Linked DNA regions of Homo sapiens: all the other regions are linked to region 2. Evidence: chromatin contacts called from ENCODE Hi-C or POLR2A ChIA-PET data. All regions are on one chromosome and are shown on one strand. The core of a region is the stretch at or near the end of the contact, and the rest is flanking DNA. Distances in the headings are between cores, read along the strand shown.

Region 1 (2,961 bases), core at 295-2,794, 300 kb before region 2:
TGCTGAGTGGAACTCCAGAGTCCTGGCCCAGGGTGCAGCAGGCAGGGCAGGAGGGCGGGCAGGGGGGCCAGGAGCTGGGGGAGTCACTGGCTGACCAGTGCCATTCTCCTGGAAGGGACACACCCCACCCAGAGGTGGATGAGGCTCTCTGGGAGGGGCCCCTTGGGGAGCCAGGCTGGGAGCTGCCTCCCCATCACAGCAGGTCAGACAAAGCCTGAGATGCAGGGACACATGCGTCAGGCTACTGTTTGAGGGAAATGGAAGGAACTGAGGCTGGGAAAGCCAGGAGGCCAGGCCCCTGAGGCTTCTCCTGTGCCTGCAGGTGTCCCCAGCTTGACCCAAGGGCACTCTGAGACCCTGGGCTCCAGCCACTGCTGTTGGGTGCAGCCAGGTTCTCTTGCCCATTACTGCAGGGTGGGGACCCCCTCCTGCTGAGGTGCCCATCGTTTGAGGTCAACCGGGAGTCCACCTCACCCCATCCCAGGCCTCCCAGGCCTCCAAGCCCAGAGGAAGAAGGCACTGTGTGGCCAAGGAAGGGAGCCCCGGAGCAGGAGCCAGGCCAGGTGTCTGGGTGACCAGTGGGTCTGGGGGAGCTGGAAGCACATGGCAGCTTCCCTGCTACCACCGTTGCTGAGCCTCAGCCTGTCCAAGCATTCTTTTTGCTCTTTGAAAGGGGGCTGTAGAGGCATTGGGGGAGTTCCGTCACTACGCTCTGTGCCCCCACCTCCTCACAGGCAGCACCGGTGATCTCTTGGCCCTGGCTGCTGCTCCCAGAGCTGACTCGGGTGATTCTAAGAATGGAAGTGCCAGAGAGGCTCAGGCATTGGGAGGAGATGGGCGCAGCTGTGTCATATGGCTCAGGAAGCCCTGGGAGTATCTTTTGTCACTTGGGGACCAGAGAAAGGGGGTGGCAGGTACGGCCCCTTCCTTGAGGCTCCCCCAGGGAATCCACAGGCCCTGACTGGGCCCCAGTGGGTGGCAGGGCAGGTGGGTTGAACGCTGAGAGTGAGATTCTTGCCCTCCTGACCTGGGCCTCCCCAGAGGCTGTGCCTTACCAATGGGGAAACTGAGGCAGGCAGTCTGAGAGCCACACACTCTGTTAGACACCTCCTAGCCTGAGGCCTAGGCCCAGGGCTGTCTGTCTTCCTGGAGATGCCCTGGGCCTGAGATGCCAGCCTGTCTGGGTGGGTGCTGGGCTTCGAGGTGTGGACCCTCAGTTGGAAACTGGGTGGGACTCAGCCTAGAGGCTTCCTGCAGGTCAGGGCCATGGAAGGCTGGGGCCAGTGAGGAGGCTTTCTGGCAGCAAGGACTGAGGGATGCACTGGTAGAGCTGGGGGGCCTGGAGCTGCCCCCTTTCCCTGGGATGAAAGGCTCTCCTGTTCCCAGCTGTGGGCCTGCCCCTCCTCCCCAGGTGCCAGTGGTCCAGGCCCCACAACAGGACCAGGGCCTGGACAGGAAGTGGAGGAGGTCTCTCAGCCAGGAGAGCCTAAGGGAGGGCTGGTGGCGGGTGGGGTGGGGTGGGGTTGGGGCCTCCAGCTTCTAATGTTCTAATGTGCAGGGGCTTGGCCTGACCAGTCCTACCCTGGAACCTTTCCAGGCCCCATGTCCTGCTCCGCTGGGCTTGCCTGTTGGGATTCTACTGGGGTCATGGAGGTGGGTGGCCCACAGAGCGGAGCTCGGGAGACCCCCGCAGTCCCTGGAGTAGCCACATGGGAGGGAGGCCCGGCTGGCAGGAGCTCCCAGTCCCTCCAATCCTGTGGGTCAGAGCTGGTGAGGATGCTCAGAGGGCAAGGGAATGTCCACAGAAGCACGTGGGAGATGGGTCCCATCCCACCCCCACCCCTGTCTCTGAGGGCAGGGCCACCTGAGGGCTGCAGGGCAGCGCATGGGTGGCCGGCGTTTATTCAGCAGGCTGGCGGGGGCTTCCAAGTTTTGCAGGGACCTCCAGTACTCCGGCAGCCTGCACCCTTCCTTTCCCTTCCCTTCCCTTCTGTCCACCCTAAGCCTCCTAGGGGACAGGCAGGCTGGACTTCAGAAAAGGTGGGCTCTGCCCTCCTCCGGTCCCCCGAATGTCTTGGGAAAGAGTCCACCAAACACACATGCACACACCCGCGCACACGCACATACCCAATGCATGCACACACGTACACACACACGCATACACGCATGTATACACGCGCACACACGCAGGCATTACACACACACACATTACACACACACACCCGCACGGACGCGCACACACAAACGCGCGCACGCACGCACGCACGCACGGGGGAGGTCAGCCCCAAGCAGGGCTGGGGAGGGGTGCAGGGCGCGGCGTGTCTGTGGGCACTTGGGGCGTCGAGACGCCGCCGGGAGGTTTTCGGGCAAGTCTGCGAGAAGACGGCGGGCCCTGAACTGGGCGGGTACCCGCGCTGTTGCGCGTGGGTCCCGGGAGCGGCCTCCGGCGCCCTCTGGCGGGCGGAAGCCGCGCAGCACCTCTTGGGGGCGGGACGCGCGGTGGCTACCGACTCCCGGCCCGCCCCGGCCCGCGTGCAGGACCCGGTCGTCCCCTCCTGCTGTCCTGGAGCCCGGACTGAGGCCCCGGGGGCGCGGCAGGGCTCCCGGTCCACGCGAGCCATGGCCCGACCGCGCCTCGGCTCAGCCCTGCCCTCCGCAGCCGCTTTCGGGTGGCTCCGCCCGCGGCCCAATTTCCAGGCGACCGTTTCCCGGCGACGGCGGGCGGGGCCGTCTCTGCCGCCCCCCGCCGCGCGCTCCGCGGGCGCCTGCGACGCCCCGCCTCTGGCTCGGGTGCGGGAGCGGGGCCTGCCCGGACTGCGACGCCGCCACAGCTTGGGGCCAGTTCGCCCAGTCAGGGGGATGGCTCGGTCGGCCTCGGGGGTCGACGATCCCCCGGGTAGGCGACGTGCCCTGTCCAGGCCTCACTTCCCGCGTCCGCAAAACGGGGTGGACAACGCAGCC
Region 2 (3,174 bases), core at 305-2,804:
AATGGGGGTAGGGTGGGGACAGGGGACAGCTGGGAGCAGACATTGCGGATAGGATGGGGCAAGACTGGGGGAAATGCCTTCCCAGACACGCTGCGGCTCACACTGTCGCCTGATCTAAGGCCTGGATCACCTGCTTAGGAGCTGACCGGCCACTGGCATGGCACACCGGGCAAGAGAGCGCTGACTGCCCCCCTGCATTCAGCACCATCCCAGCTCCAATAGAGTGAGTACAAGATAGGTAACACCTGCCTTGTTTGGACCAGACCTCTAAACACCGCCCAGATCCCAGAGTAAAGGCAGATAAGGCAGTAGTTAAGAAGTAGGAAGAAGTAAAGGCAGCTACCCCAGAGAAGCTAAGGTCGGGAGAGGTGGAGGCTCCCACTGCACCCCCCTGGCCCATACCATAGGGGAGGTTTCCCCCACAGCAGCCTGGGTACTCACCTGAGGTTATTAGACAGCAGCATTAAGAGCCTACTCTAAAAAATACCCACGGGGCACCTTTCTTTTCCTTATTTCTAAATATGCCTGGATGTAGGGAAAGGGAGCTGAAGTCCTTTAGTTCCATTTTAAGTATGTTACATTACACATAGCTAAGAAACGGTGAAATATTGTAAGCAGCCAATATTTAATTATTTAAAAATTAAAATAGGCTGGAGCTCTCAGGCCACCTGCCCAGGGCGACTCCCCAGCAAACCGAGCAGTCTCCCTCAGAGTGGAGATGACATGTCTCCGCACCGGCACCGAGGGGGCGCAGGGCGGCGTGGGGAGGGGGACCCAGGCCGGGGGTCCGGGTGGCGCGCCCTCTCTCACCCCCGAGGCGGCAGGAGCAGCGCGGCGCGAGGACACCTCCGGGCCGTCGGTGCCCCTGAGCTTCCCGGCGGCGCGCTGCCCCAGGAAAGTTCCCGGCCTGCCGCCCCTCGGGCTGTTGGAAAGTTTCGGCGGCTGCAGGGCCCTGGCAGCTAGGCGCCAAGCGTCGCGCGGGGCGGGCACGGCTGCGGGGTCGGGCCGCGCTCGGCTGGAGTGCTCAGTGCAAGACGCCCGGACGGGTAGGGTAGGGCCCCAAGGCCACGCACAAAGAGACCCGCCCCCGCCGGCCCGGGGTCTCGGACGCCGCAGAGCGCGCGGACAAGACGCGGGTGGGGCGGAGATTGGCTCCGACGTCCGGCCCAGACCCTCGCCCGGATCTCGACTCCAGGGATAGGACCCTGTCCGGACCGCTGCCCGGAATGCGTCCCATATCTGCAGCCCCGCCCCCAGTCCCGGCTCCGACCCGAGGCCCCAGCCCCGGGTCCCACACCCCGCCCACTGGCTCAGGCTTACCTGGAGCGCAGCGTGGGCGGCCCCGCAGCGCGGCCTCGGACCCCAGAAGGGCTTCCCCGGGTCCGTTGGCGCGCGGGGAGCGGCGTTCCCAGGGCGCGGCGCGGTGCGGCGCGGCGCGGGTCGCAGTCCACGCGGCCGCAACTCGGACCGGTGCGGGGGCCGCCCCCTCCCTCCAGGCCCAGCGCGCAACCCGAGACCCCGGGCCAGCCCTCCCGCCCTCACGCGGCCCGTGCGCAAAGCGGACCGGGCCGGCGACGCGAATCTCCGCCCCGCCCCATCTGACAGCAAATTTTCCCATTGGTCGAGAGACCCGGCGCGGCACGGCAACCGGCGCCGATTGGGCGGATGCGCGGAGATGACGGCTTGCCATTGGGCCTCCGGGATGTCAGTCCCGGCGGATGACCGGCCCCCTCGCGGAGGGGCCGCGGCCCCGCACCTGCCCGAACCTCTGCGGCGGCGGTGGCAGGGTACGCGGGACCGCTCCCTCCCAGCCGACTTACGAGAACATCCCCCGACCATCCAGCCCCGAGCAGGGACTGGCAGAGCCGGCGCCCCTTCCCCGGACTCTGGCCGCGTAGCCTCCGCCACCACTCCCAGTTCACAGGTATCCTTCTTCAGCGCCTGCTACTCGCTGCGCGCTGCGCGCCGCTCCCTCCTGTCGACATCGAATTGTATTCTTCACGCAAGCCGCGAGAGAGAGTTCTGCTGCTATCCCCATTTTACAGTTGGGAAACAGCCTCAGAGAGGTTCTCACTTGCTTGAACACAGTCGTCTGACCCTGGGGCCTGGGGGCTCTCTCATCCTCACGCCCCTGGGTCCCCGCAGCGGGGAGACGATGGAGGTAGGAGCTGCAGTATTTCCGAGGGCAGGAAGGGACCCCCTCGGTAAACCAGGGGCTCACCTCCCCCACCAGGCCTGGATGTAGAGACCTCTTGGGCTTGTCCCACCCTGCAGGCCCCCCATGGGGCCGCCCTTTCTTACCTCCTCCTGGCATTCTCACAGCCCCACAGCTCTGCGTCTGGGGAGGCAGAGTTGTGCGTTTATGCCCGCACCCCGTACTACTGTCCCATTTTCTTCACCCTACCTGGAGTCAGGAAGAAACGGTGCTTCACTGCCTGTTGAGATTCACGTAGGTTACATTTCCTTGCCAGATTAAGAGCACCTGACATGAGTGGGACCATGACCCTCCGCCAGCTCTGCGTAACCTTGTGGTGTAGGGGGGAACCAGCAGGGATGCTGCCCAGTGGGCTTTTCTAGGGGGAGGTCCTGAGATGACTTCTTAGCCAGTGACCCTGGCTCACGCATGCTGTCATCCTTTCCTGCCCTGGATGCACCTGGAGATGACCAGTTCCTCGGCTCATTGCATTCTCCAAGGCCGCCTGGGGAACCAAACTGCCCACAACCATGCTTATGAGTGGTGGAGGGGTGTGACCAGACACTCTTGTCTTATCCACCCATATTGGGAGTCCAGTGTGTTCATCCAATCATTCCTTGGCCAGGACAAAGAAAATGAAATGGCCCAAGGCAAGAACTCACTGCTGGGACCACCGCTGGGTCCATCTGTGTGCTGGCAGCATGGTGAATCGATCCCAGCTGCCTTTCAGAGCCAGGCAGCTACTATCAATCGATTGGAGCTGGCACTTGACGTGCCAATTGGCCTCCTGGCATAGGGTTGTTGCTTGCTGCTCTGGGAGGGCAGAATGAAGTAGCTGTCCCTAGAATAGGGGCCCTCACAAACCAGGTAGCTGTCATCCTGTGGAGCAGCACCATGGTGACATTCTGGCTCAGGTGCTGTGTAGCTGAGGGGTCGTTTCCTCCATTTAGGAGTAGACGTAATGAGTCCAGCTGTCCCCA
Region 3 (2,914 bases), core at 300-2,799, 280 kb after region 2:
ACTAAATAACGACACATCAAGGCAGCAGTATGGATGGGGCACAGCTGTCAAAGTCACCAGCAACAAGTGCAAGAAGAGAAGAGGGAGTTGCAGCCACATAGGTGCCCAGGTGGGCCCTGGGGGTCAGAGAGGGCCTGCCAGGGGTAGCACCCACCATGCTGACCCTGATGAGGAGAGGAAGGAGGGTGTGGGATGCAGGGGAGGGAAAGGTGCCTGAGAGCAGCATGCAAACAGCCTGGGCTCAGGAAGAGCCGATGGCATGACAGGTGCTGGGGAGAAAGGCGTGATAGGTGTGGACAGGGGCCACAGGAGGAGGGATGGTCCTCAGGAAGGGGAGACTGGTGGCTATGGCCGGCTGCCGAGGCTAGCCTCTCTCCAGCAAAATGAGCCTGGATTCATCCACTCCTTTTGTCTCTCCCCTTTGCTCTGTGGTGCCGGCAGGAGGAAGAGGAGCAGAAAAACTGTTGCTCCATTCATCAGGAAGCCTCTCTCTCTCTCGAGTGGTGGTGATGGTGTCCCCCAGGGGCACCTGGCAATGTCTGGAGACATTTACGGCTGTCCCGACTGTGTATGTCTGTGTGTGTGTGTACTACAGGCCTCTGGTTCCTGGAGGCCAGGGATGCTGATACACAACCTGCAATGCACAGGGCAGCTCCCACAAGGAAATTATTCAGCCTCAAATTTCAACATTGCAGAACAGGTCAGGGAGTGCAAGGTACCTCCTGCTCTTTCCAGCAGGTGCAAGGTGCACAGGGAGAAGCAGGTGGGTGAGGTGGGAGGAGGCTGGAGCCAGACCCAGCGTCTGTGGGGTGCAGGAATATCGTGAGGTGACGAGGGGCCCAGCGGTGAGTGATGGGGAGGGGTGCACTACGGCAGGCCGCCAGGGGCGGTTCCACCAAGAAAGTGACATCTGGGAGGGGCATTGAGGCAAAGGGGCCGCGAGAGGGTAGGTGCTCTAGAGGTGGCCCACGGGCGGGCGGCACTGAGGCCGGGCCTGCAGGGGAGGCGGTGTGGCCAGCGGACTCTTGTTGGGTGGCAAGGGAAGGGAAGAACCACAGGGCTGCACAGGTTCCGAGGGGGCCTAGTGGTCCGCATTTGCCCTTGGGTGGGCGGTGGGACTGGGAGGACAGGAGAGGAGCGCGGGGCAAGCCCCTAAGAGGCCTGAGGGGTGGGAGGGAGAGGACGGCTTCCCATACGCCCATTTAGACCAGAGGAGAAGCGGACCCACTTTGAGGGCTGGATTCTCAGCCGATCCGGCCTCAGCTGTGGGTCCACGCGGCTCAAGGACCAGGGAGGAACCCAGGTGTGCGGCTGCGCTGATCGGCGGGCTCCGGACCCACCTGGCTGGCCTGGGGACCTGGGAAACCCGGTGTGGTGGGGAGACCGCAAGCCTGGTCAGGGGTCCCGCTCCCAATGGGGCGGGTCTCCTGTGAGGAAGGCGGAGCTCAGGGCGGGTAGCCCCGGGGACCGGGTCTCTCGCGGGGGTGTGGCCACGGCCCGGTGGGCGGGGCCTGCTGTGGACGCACAGAGGTCTGCAGCGCGCGGGGCGGAACCTCCCGAGGAGAGGGCGCGGCTGGGAGCGCGGGGCGGGGCCTTCCGAGGAGAGGGCGAGACTGGGAGTGTGAGGCAGGGCTTCCCACGGAATGGGGGCGCGGAGCCGGTCCTCCCGAGGAGCGGGCGCGGCTGGGAAGGCGGGTCGGGTCCTCTCGAGGAGCGGGCGCGGCTGGGAGCGCGGGGCGCGGCCTCAAGAGGAGAAGGGGCGGTGGGTCCTGGGGCGTGCCAGAACCCTTGAGGAAGAAGCGCTGGTGTTCTGGAGTATGACCACCGGAGCCGGCCGGGCCTCGGGTTGGGGCGGGGCCTCAGGGGTGGGGTTGGGACTTCGGGATGGGTTCTCCAGAGGTGAGAGCTGGGGTCGTAGGGTGGACCGGCGTCTGCTGAGGAAAGGGAGCTGCTTGGAGCGCGGGGCGAGGGACTCACGTGGAGAAGGCGTGGGCCCTACGGCGGGCGGGGCGGGGCCTCAAGAGGAGCGGGTGCAGATGCTAGGGAGGGGCGGGGCCCCTGGGATGGGGCGGTGTCTCCCGAGGAGTGGGCGCGGCTCGGAGCGTGGGACTTCTAAGGAGAGAGCGCGGCTAGGGGGCATGCGGGGCGGGGAGGGGCGGGGCGGGACCAATAGCGCATACTTAAGCGGCCCGGGCGGGTACCGGCGTCCCGCCATGGCTCTGCGGCGCGTCTTGCCCGCGCTGCGCCCCTACATTCCCCGCTTCGCGCCGCTGTCCACGGCGCCGGCCGCCAGCGAGCAGCCCGCCGCGGGCCCAGGGGCCGTGCCAGGACGTGGGTCGGCCAGGGCAGTGCGGCCGCTGGTGCCCGCCGTGGACTTCGGCAACGCGTAGGAGGCGTACTGCAGCTGGCGAACCTGGGAGCTGGCGCGCAGCCTGCTGGTGCTGCGCTTCTGCGCCTGGCCCGCGCTGCTGGCGCGCCACGAGCAGGTGCGCGGGGTGCAGCCGGGGCGCGGGGCTTCTGCCCGTCCCGGGAGCCTTTACGGAGTTTCCTGGCGTGAAACGGGTGCCTCCCAAGCATCTCCTGGAGCAAGGGAAGCCAGGAAGGGAGGCGTTTCCTGCAGTCCCTTTCTGATATCGCGAATTTTCCTACTTCTCGATGTCTACCAACTAAAAACAATGGTCGTTTTAATATTTACGATATATACCACTTGTGGGAATACAGAGTTATCACTTGGAATTTAAAATGGAGTATTCTTCATGTTGACACAAGAGAAGCCTGGTGTAGGGCTCATAGCCTGGAACCCCAGAGTTCAATCCCCGGGACCCAGCCGCTTCCCAGACACGGCCACTCTGAGAACACTGTTGGGGAAAAATGGGAAGCCCCTCAAACGCCCAGCTTTGAACTCACCCATGGT

The links. Hi-C counts contacts between places; a loop is a spot of excess contacts on that map. ChIA-PET counts read pairs that join two places held with the same protein, here RNA polymerase II (POLR2A). Pooled maps may share reads with other maps.
Region 1: a loop to region 2 is called in a pooled map, with 2.6 times the contacts of the local background. The contact joins the promoter of SEPT5-GP1BB here to the promoter of ARVCF in region 2. A Hi-C loop is called at or near these places in 1 of 37 single-sample maps with no recorded cell type and 7 of 50 pooled maps. POLR2A ChIA-PET finds 5 or more read pairs at or near these places in 1 of 52 experiments (activated B cell).
Region 3: a loop to region 2 is called in a map of naive thymus-derived CD4-positive, alpha-beta T cell, with 17 times the contacts of the local background. The contact joins the enhancer-like site here to the promoter of ARVCF in region 2. A Hi-C loop is called at or near these places in 2 of 168 maps with a recorded cell type or tissue (CD8-positive, alpha-beta T cell and naive thymus-derived CD4-positive, alpha-beta T cell) and 7 of 50 pooled maps.

What each region holds. Positions count from the first base shown.
Region 1 is chr22:19,715,676-19,718,636 of GRCh38, forward strand. SEPT5-GP1BB (SEPT5-GP1BB readthrough) reads left to right here and starts at 1,545. Exons shown (of 12, transcript NR_037611.1): 1 at 1,545-2,961. All of the region lies in intron 2 of SEPTIN5 (septin 5), which reads left to right. RefSeq lists enhancers at 1,480-2,121, 2,122-2,762 and silencers at 2,178-2,597, 2,608-2,787, 2,764-2,934.
Region 2 is chr22:20,015,269-20,018,442 of GRCh38, forward strand. It overlaps ARVCF (ARVCF delta catenin family member), which reads right to left and starts at 1,555. Exons shown (of 20, transcript NM_001670.3): 1 at 1,321-1,555. It also overlaps a transcript of TANGO2 not described here. RefSeq lists a silencer at 1,447-1,846.
Region 3 is chr22:20,297,547-20,300,460 of GRCh38, forward strand. It overlaps the pseudogene PRODHLP. Among named protein-coding and RNA genes, the nearest start is that of DGCR6L, 21 kb to the right of the region's middle. RefSeq lists an enhancer at 461-962 and silencers at 1,416-1,685, 1,726-1,905, 1,926-2,065, 2,136-2,445. Within about 2 kb of position 1,550, at least 5 of the 41 ENCODE cell types and tissues checked have a DNase peak (open chromatin) inside an H3K27ac peak, as active enhancers do.